Regions from separate parts of the Mus musculus genome. Here region 2 is linked to region 1. A link is a loop called in an ENCODE intact Hi-C map of the cell type or tissue named here. Cell type or tissue: left cerebral cortex. All regions are shown on one strand. Each heading gives the region's core, and the rest is flanking DNA. Links, peaks and the distances in the headings are about the cores only. Region 1 has its middle 17 kb from the start of Macc1. Region 2 overlaps Tmem196 (transmembrane protein 196).

Evidence for each region. Peaks named below come from ENCODE experiments on the same cell type or tissue, not always from the same donor. Only the 100,000 strongest peaks of a DNase experiment are listed, where the experiment ranks them.
Region 2: it touches region 1 in a loop (5-fold over the local background); 11 of 42 quality-filtered maps call a loop at or near these places.

The regions. Positions count from the first base shown.
Region 1 is chr12:119,424,203-119,429,591 of GRCm38, forward strand. It overlaps a transcript of Macc1 not described here. Among named protein-coding and RNA genes, the nearest start is that of Macc1, 17 kb to the right of the region's middle. In left cerebral cortex, for the core only: a CTCF peak has its summit at 2,798 (motif pointing right); a DNase peak (open chromatin) is centred at 2,805.
Region 2 is chr12:119,975,205-119,980,593 of GRCm38, forward strand. All of the region lies in intron 1 of Tmem196 (transmembrane protein 196), which reads left to right. Among named protein-coding and RNA genes, the nearest start is that of Tmem196, 32 kb to the left of the region's middle. In left cerebral cortex, for the core only: no CTCF peak of the experiment used is centred there; a DNase peak (open chromatin) is centred at 2,554.

The DNA.
Region 1 (5,389 bases), core at 156-5,155:
CAAATTAGCTTAATCCCACTATACAGTTCTATGCTGTTTTATTTCATATGAATTCCTCTAACTCTTCTTTTTAAATTTAACTTCTATTTCCACAGTTCTATTAAGGTAAAATTGTCAAAGATTCTTCAAACTTAATCCGTATAATCTATTTTCATATTTGAATACATGATGAAATGAAGTCATGGTCTTTTATACAGTAAGACAATATTCCCCATATAATTAGGAATGAAAACATAAATCTTGGTTTAAAAAACACAAGACCTTTATAAATTTTTATAGTTTATAGTTTGCATATTTGACATCTGATTTTATTTCTAAACCTGCCTTGTGAACCATGACATGCATAATCCTCTGCCCTAAATGAATAAATAAATATAACATTTTTCTAAAAATAGTCAATGGTGTAATAAATTGTTCTTGAAACACTAAGTGTAAAGACCAAATGAGTGGATATTATAGCTGTGGTGGTTTGAATGAGATGTTCCCCATAGTCTAAGGCATTTAAATACTTGATCACCAGTTAATAGTGCTGTCTGGGAAGGTCTAGGAGGCATAGCCTTGCTAGAGGAAGTACATTGCTGGAGGTAAGCCTTAAGATTAAAAGACCTCCTGCCAGTGATAATTTACTCTCTTTGCTTTGCGCTTACATCAGCATTCTGTTACAGATGTCATGCCTTTCACTTGCTGCCATGCCTCCCTGCATGGCAGACTCTTACTGCCTTGAAACCATAAGCCCAAATAAACCATTCTGTAAGATGCTTTGGTCAAGGTGTTTTATTGTAACAACAGTAAAGCAACTAATACAGAAATTGTGATTGATTACTCATAAAGGAATGTGAATATTAATTCACATATGAATATATAAATTAATTTTAACTTTATTTGGAACTCAAATTTTCTTGCTTTAGCCTCCTCAGTGCTGGGGTCTCAACCATCCATCAGTGTGTCTGGCCATATACATTCCTTTAATGTATGATTTATATTTTTATGATAGTATGTTATGTGAATAAATGAGAATGTGGCATTTGGAATGATATAAAGTAAATGTCAAAAGTGTATTTTGGGAGGATGAGAATTTTATTATTGTACTTTTCTGTATTAAATGTATTTGCATGCACATAAGACATCAAATTATAATACATATCTTGCTTTTATTTCATTTTATTATTTTTAATTATGTATGCATGTATGTACATATGTATGTATGTATGTATGTGTGTGTGTGTGTGTGTGTGTGTGTGTGTGTGTGTATGTATATATTCCTATCTCCACAAGACTGTAGGTGCCATTAAAGGCCAGAGGTGTTTAATCCTTCTGGAGCTAGAACTACAGGTAGTTGTGAGCTTCCTAACATAGGTATTGAGAATTGGACTCAGGGCCTCTGGAAGAGCTTTATATCTCTCCAAACCATAGATCTTGCTTTTGAACAAAAATATTATTACATTTTTTAGTAATTTCCTGTATCATTATGTATTTGCTAACATTGTTTTTGTTGACGATATAAAATTTACATAACCATTCTAAAATGTCTTTCTTCCACATGAGTTCTAGCAGGTAGTTTCACTGTCTTTTAACTTAAAAGGTTTGGAATAATTTCTTCACATTTTTTTCTTGCACTACAATGAACTCTGTGCATTTTAGATAGGGGAAGTCTCACCACGGTAATTATAGATAAGTAGCTATCTAGTTCTCTGGCAAGTCCCGTTTAATAGTCTTATATCTTTTGACACACATTGACAGAGTGCATTATTTACTTTGAACCATTCCATCAATACTGCTAAGAGCTTACTTCATGAGTCCTGGCAAGTGTTGGGATCCAAAGCTGACTTAGGCAGTCCCTGCTCACAGAAGTCACACTGCAGTGCTCAGTCTATGCTGCTCTTTCATTCATGTAATCATCTGTTCACTCACCCAATTCCTTGAGTCTGTTTATTTCTAAAAGTTACATTGGTACCTGTGTACTAAAAGAGAAGCAATTATCCATATTACACATGTTCAGGTGACACAATTACTCTTTAAAAGATAATAGAGTTCATTTAGCCCCACATTCAGAGCTAATTTCTTCAACAAAACCAAAAGTGCTAATCTCAGCTGTCCTTGTCAGCCCTAAAGTAAGCTAATAGCAGTGTCTCTGGTATGACCTGAATGATGGCATGGGCTAAGATGGCATGTAGCCAGGATGAATCAGATTGTCTGTGTGTCAGAGGCTTTTGAAATGAGTAATGGTGGGTAAATACACATTCATATGAGCAGCTAATCTCAGTCTTCACCATCTATTTACTTTGGTGCTGAGCTATGGAATTCCACCTGAACCACAAGAAATAATGTCATAAAGGAGTCAAGATTTTCCTATGCAATATTTAAGTGTTATGTCTATAACATGGTCCCAATAGGTCTCTTGGCCAGTGGACTATTGTCTTAAAAGAATATTATATATTTGAACTGCAATTTACTTTATATGCCCAGCAATGTGCTTACATAAGACAAAACAAGTGAAACATTCATATTCTCAGAACCTCATATTCCAGTGCCCCTTAGTAGTCTTTGTGTAACAGAAGCTCCCAGTGTGTGCGCGCATATATATATGTATGTAAGTATGAACTCTGTCTTAGACTCTGTCTGTTTTGCTGTTTCTTTTTTGTCTTTTGTCTTTTTTTAAAGCTCCAAATTGACTTTTATGCAGAGGAATGGTTTAAAGTCACTATTTTATACAATGCTGTCCAGAGAGGCCAGGGAGCAAGCGAGGATGGTATAAAATCTTAGCACTGCTCTCTAGAAAGACCCTGAGCTGACACCAGGTGGTGCTATGCACAAAACTCTAGGCATTCCTCCAGTAGCTCCTGATCTGGTGCCTGACTGCTGTTCCTCAGAATAGCAAAAGATCTCAGCAGAGAGAAAAGTCCATTTACCTTGGAGTAAAGGCTGTATGGACAAATGGATGCTCCCACTTACAAAGGTTCATAATGGCTTTGGGCTGCTTAATGACTTCAAGTTTTAAGTTGATTTTATGAAAGAAAAATATTGAAGGATGATTCTGACTTCTGAGGATTTCCTTTGCATTTGTTTTTCCATTTCTCTTATAAATATACTTAATTTAGTTAGAATCCACATACTTGTATATTCAAAAATACATTATGTTTAACAGTGGTTATATACAAAATATTGATCTAAGAGTATGTTTCTGTGGTTACTAGGATTTGTGATTAATTCTATACATTAATGATGGAGCAAGAATAGGCTGAAAGCCATTACATTTTACTGCGAAAATACTGATAAATTCTAATTATAACAGTATTTTTCAGTTATCCTTTCCAAAGAGATGCAAGGACTGCAGTCAGATTGAACAATTTAACTAGATTTAACTAGAATGACACTTAAATCTACATAGTGTTTCTCCTTTTTTCTACTTTCTAATATTTTTTCATGGTACTAGGGATTGGACTCTGAGCCTTTATCATATCAGTAAGCACTTTACCTATGAGCTACACATTCAGGACCCTCCTTTCTAATGTTCTTATAGCACATCGTATTCTTCTTTAAAACCATCACAATTAAAGCCAGGATTAGTGTATAACATCTGCCCAGGATTTTCTAGCTTTCATAGTCTCTGGTGAGAAGTCTGGTGTAATTCTGATAGGTCTGCCTTTACATGTTACTTGACATTTTTCCCTTACTGCTTTTAATATTCTTTCTTTGTTTTGTGCATTTGGTGTTTTGATTATTGTGTGTCGGGAGGAATTTCTTTTTGGTCCAATCTATTTGGAGTTCTGTAGGTTTCTTGTATGTTCATGGGTATCTCTTTCTTTAGGTTAGGGAAGTTTTCTTCTATAATTTTGTTGAAGATATTTACTGGCCCTTTAAGCTGGAAATCTTTACTCTCTTCTTTATCTATTATCCTTAGGTTTGGTCTTCTCATTATGTCCTGGATTTCCTGGATGTTTTGGGTTAGGAGCTTTTTGCATTTTGCATTTTCTTTGATTGCTGTGTCAATGTTTTCTGTGGTATCTTCTGCACTTGAGATTCTCTCTTCTATCTCTTGTATTCTGTTGGTGATGCTTGCATCTATTACTCCTGATCTCTTTCCTAGGTTTATATCTCCAGAGTTGTTTCCCTTTGTGATTTCTTTATTGTTTCTATTTCCATTTTTAGATCCTGGATGGTTTTGTTCAATTCCTTCACCTGTTTGGTTGTGTTTTCCTGTAATTTTTTTAAGCGATTTTTGTGTTTCCTCTTTAACAGCTTCTAGCTGTTTACCTGTGTTTGCTTGTATTTCTTTAAATGAGTTATTTATTTCCTTCTTGAAGTCCTCTATCAGCATCATATGATGTGATTTTAAGTCCAAATCTTGCTTATCCGGTGTGTTTCGGTATCCAGGACTTGCTGTTGTGGGAGAACTGGTTCAGACGATACCCTGTAGCCTTGGTTTCTGTTGGTAAGGTTCTTGTACTTGTTTTTCGCCATCTGGTTATCTCTGGTGTTAGTTGGTCTTGCTGTCTCTGGCTGGAACTTGTCCCTCCTGTAGACCTGTAAACCTTTGTCTTCAGTTCCCAGGTGCAGATGGTAACAGGAAGGACCCTGTCCCAGCTGCTCTGCTGTTTGTGTGCACTCTTGACTGGACCTGCCTTGGAAAGTTACCAGAGAGAAAACAGAGATCTTACCTCCAAGCCTGGGAGTCAGAGCACTCCCTGGAGACCAGCTCACCTCTGGCAGAACCCATGCACAGAGGGCTGTGGGACAGCCCTAGCTCCCGGGTGCAGATGGCTACCAGAAGGACCAGTGGTACATACCTGAAATTCTAAGACTTGGGAGACAGAGGCAGGAGAACCAGGAGTTAGGGTCATCCTTTTCTACAAGCAAATTTCAGACCTGCCTGAACAGTAAGCGCCCAAACACAAAACACACAATTAGCATCGGCTCAGGTGTGCTAAAAATAAAAAGGAAATCTTTTTAAGCAATGCCTGTTTTTTATTGAAAGTTCATAATATTTAATTTTTATTTAAAAAGATATAAGTTGCAATTTAAAGTATTATTTTATTTTCCTTCTGTAGATGAGAAAATTGGTGCTGAGATTAGTGAATTCATTTCTAGCTTTTGACTCAAAATTACACATTACACCTTTAATTACAATGGCAATTTTCCTTCTACTTCAGCCCACTATATATACCTCTGCTGTCATGAGTCCAGGCCTTCTTTTTGGCAGAAATAATGACAATAGATGGTAAAACTGTATGTGAGTATGGAAAAGAGATAATATAGGGTCTTAAGACATTACTAGTTGGCAAGTGTTTCTGTTTCTTAGTGAAGGAGAGAAGGAAAAAGGGAGGGAGGGAGGGAGGGAGGGAGGACTAGAGGGAGGAAGGGAGGACTAGAGGGAGGGAGGGAGGATAGA
Region 2 (5,389 bases), core at 257-5,256, 550 kb after region 1:
AAACCCTGCCTCGAAAAACCAGAAGAAGAAAGAAGAAGAAGAAGAAGAAGAAGAAGAAGAAGAAGAAGAAGAAGAAGAAGAAGAAGAAGAAGAAGAAGAAGAAGAAGAAGAAGAAGGAGAAATAATTTTTAAATAATAAAAACATATCATGGTCATAATAGTAAGAAACAAACCAACCAAAAATCCAAAACAGAATAGCATGGTACATTCCTGGGATCTAGGAAATATAAACACTGTGATCCAGGGATTCAAGGTCATCTTTAGCTGCATTGTGAGTTCAAGGCTAGCCTGAGCTACATGAAACAGTGTCTCCAAAAACAAAAACAAAAACAAAAACAAAAACAAAAAACAAAAACAATGAGATGGAAAGATGTCTCAGCTATTAAGAGCATTGACTGCTGCTCTTCCAGAGGTCCTGAGTTCAATTCCCAACAACCACATGGTAGCTCACAAGCATCTGTAATGGGATACAATGACCTCTTCTGGTGTGTCTGAAAACAGCGAGACTGTACTCACAGATATAAAATAAATAAATCTGTTGTTAAAAAAAAGAAAAGAAAGGAAGGAAGGAAGGACATAGTACTACCGGAAGATCCAGCAATACCACTCCTGGGCATATACCCAGAAGATGCTCCAACATGTAATAAGGACACATGCTCCACTATGTTCATAGCAGCCTTATTTATAATAGCCAGAAACTGGAAAGAATCCAGATGTCCCTCAACAGAGGAATGGATAAAGAAAATGTGGTACATTTACACAATGGAGTACTACTCAGCTATTAAAAAAATGAATTTATAAAATTCTTAGGCAAATGGATGGATCTGGAGGATATCTTCCTGAGTGAGGTAAACCAATCACAAAAGAACACACATGATATGCACTCACTGATAAGTGGATATTAGCCCAGAAACTTAGAATACCCAAGATACAATTTTCAAAACACATGAAACTCAAGAAGGAAGACCAAAATGTGGATACTTTGTGCCTCCTTAGAATGGGGAACAAAACACCCATGGAAGAAGTTACAGAGACAAAGTTTGGAGCTGAGACAGAAGGTAGGACCATCCAGAGACTACCCCATCCGGGGAGCCATCCCATAAACAACCACTAAACCCAGACACTATTGCATATGCCAGCAAGATTTTGCTGACAGGACCCTGATATAGCTGTCTCTTGTGAGGCTATGCCAGTGCCTGGCAAATACAGAAGTTGATGCTCTTAGTCATCTATTGGATGGAACACAGAGCCCCCAATGGAGGAGCTAGAGAAAGTACCCAAGGAGCTGAAGGGGTCTACAGCCCTATAGAAGGAACAACAATATGAACTAACCAGCACCCCCAGAGCTTGTGTCTCTAGCTGCATATGTAGCAGAAGATGGCCTAGTCAGCCATCACTGGGAGGAGAGGCCCTTGGTCTTGCGAAGAAAATATTCCCTAGTACAGGGAAATGCCAGGGCCAGGAAGCAGGAATGTGTGGGTTGGGGAGCAAGGCAGAGGGACGGTATAGTGGACTTTCGGGGTAGCATTTGAAATATAAATGAAGGAAATATCTAATAAAGATAAAACGAATAAAAGAAGAAAGGAAGGGAGGGAGGGAGGGAGGGAGGGAGGGAGGGAGAGAGAGAGAGAGAGAGAGAGAGAGAGAGAGAGAGAGAGAGAGAGAAGAAAGAAAGAAAGAAAGAAAGAAAGAAAGAAAGAAAGAAAGAAAGAAAGAGAAAAAGAAAGAAAGAAAAAAGGAAAAAAGAAAAAGGAAAAAAGGAGGTAGGAGGAGCAGAAAATATATAACAATAAATAATTATAAAATTAATACTTGGAATTTATTGCTCCTCACAATTTGAATCTCAGATGCTCCATTTACATATTTCATGTTGTCTCCCTCTCATTACTTAATTAATTATTATTAATCATTATTATAATTATTCTTTCTTCATCTTAGCAATATTAGTGGCTTACATACACTACTTGCAATACTAGAGTATTCTGATTTTTCTCTGTATAATTAGTCTTATCAGTATGTTATACACTTTGTCATAATTTCTTTGTACTTATTCATGCCTCCTTCTCTATGGCTGAATGACTCCCTGGATCATTTCTTATAAAACACACATGAAAAAGGCATTCTCTTAGCCTCTATTTGTGTCTTTATCTTTTTTTTTTTCATTTTGCAAGGATAGCTTTGCTGAGTATATTCTTGGTTGAAATAAATTTTTGTTGATATTTATTTACCTTGTCTCCTATGGTTCTTATGAAAATTGTGTTACATTTTCTACTGCAATTTAAAGTTTCTGCTGAGATGTCTTCTGTATTATAAATTCAGACACCTTTACATGTTATTTGTTTCCTTTTGCTTTCAACATTAATAATCTTTTGTCTCTTATTCCTTGGAGAAGTAGATTAGAAGATGGCTTGAGATAAGTTTGGTTACCTAGAACTGAACAGCTTTGGTCCTGGAACCCTATCTAGGGGTGGCAGCAAGAAAATAAAGAAAAGACAAAACCACATACCACATACATCAAAGCTAGGATAAGATGAAATTTGCTATATCCACCCCCGCCCCATCTGTGTATTCATTAGGTACAGCTGGGGTTGACGCTGCTAGCCTTGGTAGCAAGTTTCTGTAGGTGAACAGTCTGAAGCTATAACCATCCAGAAGAAGGAAGCTGCAGTTTTTAGGGTTTTATACACTGATCAATAGTTAATAAACACTTACACCTTGATTCCCACAGAATTTTTTGTTATTTCACTTGAGCCTCACCCATATGGGTAACAGCTCTGCCAATTTTCCATGGATCCAAAGTCTTGGCGTCCTTAACTTGTCTTTCCTACATCACAATACATACTTGTTTGGGACTTCCTCTGGTTCCTACATTTGATTGAATTAATTCTGAATGGTGGCCTTTGACCATCCTGTACCTACATATTTGTACCCTTCTCTAGGCTTGGAAAGTGCTCTATTATGTTCTATTTGAATAACATTTCTATCCATTTAGCAAACTCACATTTCCCATGAACCTTAAAAACATAAAATTTCCTTTTGTTTTTAATGCTATCTCAAAGAATTCATAGCTTGCTTTATTTCTATTCAATTTTGTTGTTTACTTCTTTGTGGTTATTAGTATTGTCAATGTGTGGATTTTAGAATCATCTCTTAGATAAAACTCAGTGTGTTTGTGAGTTTATTATCAGAGTGTTTTAATATCTAGGAAAGCATACCCTGGTTGAAAGGGACTGTCCAAGGGTCTCGTGTTGGGTAAAATGGGAAGGGGCAAAAATGAACACCAGCAGTCACCTCTATTTCCTGACCTCAGCTATCTCACACTTCTGACCACCACCATGAATTGTATCTCTTCTTAAACTGTTAGTCAAAATAAATCTTTGCTTCCTAACAAATGGTTTTGTAGGATTTTTCTTTCATGTCAACAAGCAAAGTAATAATGCATCCACTGAATGAGTATTTTCCAAATCCTGTCTTCTTGCTCTCTAATTAGCCCATCTATTTGATCCATGGATGTCATCTATCATGTTTCAAGTTCAGTTACTGTCTTTCTTAATTCAAATTTTTGTTTTATCATTTAAATAGCTTCTGTCTCTTTGCTAAATTTTCCTATCATATTGAATAATTCGGGTTTTTTTTTTCTTTCTCGTGTTCTCTTTTCGTAAAGGTCACTGTGTTTCCTTAAAACAAGTGCTTTAAGGGGCTGGAAAAATGGCTAAGTTGTTGAGAGCATATGTTGCTCTTGCAAAAGACCTAAATTGGGTTCCCAGTACAAATGTGTTGGTTCACAACCAACAGTAACTCCAGTCCCAGAGGAACTGATGCTCTCTTCCAACCTCCATGGGCGCTAGAGTCACACACACGGTGCCATACATATATGCAGGCAGAACATTAATACACATAACAAAATAAATAAATCTAAAAAATTAATTTAAAACTTTTAAATTCTTTATCTAAGATTTACCCATATTAGTTACTTAATTTTCAGTGTCTGGTAAGTTAGTTTGACTGATAAGTAAGGTCATGTTTCTAAAAGTTCTTCACAGTGCTGATAAACAATTTGATGCTTCATTAAATATCTAGATCAATATTCCAGTTACCTTGATCCACTTTTACTTTGGCTTTTCAAAAATTATAAACAGCTTCCTGATTTTTCCTCAGCCTAAAGTGACTTATATGTCAGCACAAGATGACACTATCAGTTCATGGTTCCCACTAGGTCCTTGTTGGTGTACTACTACTATTCCAATTCTAGAAGGCAAATCAAATTCAGGTCTGTCCTATATGTACCATTGCTGTGCTGTTCAACATGATCTGGAGGAGTATTTAAAATAGTCAGGTTGTACTCATAATTCTGTCCTTGTAAGCAGGGACAGCCCAAAGATTGCTCCCAAAACACCATTCTCTGTTTAAACAGTCCAGAAATTTCCTCAGGGATAAGTCACCCAACGAGGAGAATCCTCAGATTCCATACTATACTCAGTCAAACCAATGTTAAAAAGTACTTTGTCATATCTTGGGCTTGCAGGCCCACACTGCCATGGGCTTCCTCTATTGAGGGCCTTGTGCCTTGGGGCCCACAGTTGGAACCGCCAGAAACATGATATCGACAAGATAGAAGCACAATTACTTGGGTGTACATACCTCCAGGCCTTGAGGAATTGTTCATGGACACTGATCTGAAAAGAGGAGTTACTTAGATCTGTCAAGTACTAAATGGAACCCAAAATTTCGTTTTATCTTTTAAAAGCTTCTGCCTCTTTGCTAAGTTTTCCTATCATTCTCAAACACATATTCTCTGTTTTCATGGAGGTCGTTGAGTCTCCTTAAAACAAGTGCTTTAACAGGCTGGACAAGTAACTAAGTTCAAAAATTAAAAACAGCATACTGATTCTTGAGTTCCACATCAACACTTGTATCTTCACCCTGCCCAATCCCAACAAATGGATTCTTGCTATATCTTTTGTTATCTAAGGATGGTTTAGTGGAGAAGGAAGCTCCTTATCTACTGAGACTGAACTAAGTTGGGCATTATCTGAGGGTAACTGTTATAACAACCAGTGCAGTCTCACAGTGCATTCAGGGACTGCACATGGTGGAACTAGAAATGATAGATGCAAAACCATAAATCTACTCTACCAGGACAATTGTTTGCCTAGATCTGCAGATGGTCCTAAGACTCCATGTATGAGACTAGGCCTGTACATAGGAATACTTTGTTTCTTTATTACTTTTGTCCTGTTGCTGAGTGTTAGTGCAGTGGGCCTGACACTGAACTTTAGGCCAAAATTCTGTGCTAGCTTTGGTGACCTTTTCCCAAACAGTAAAATCTCACTCCCTCTTCTGCTCCCAGAAGCTGGAAGACCTGATAGATTCACTTAGCTGCCAAACT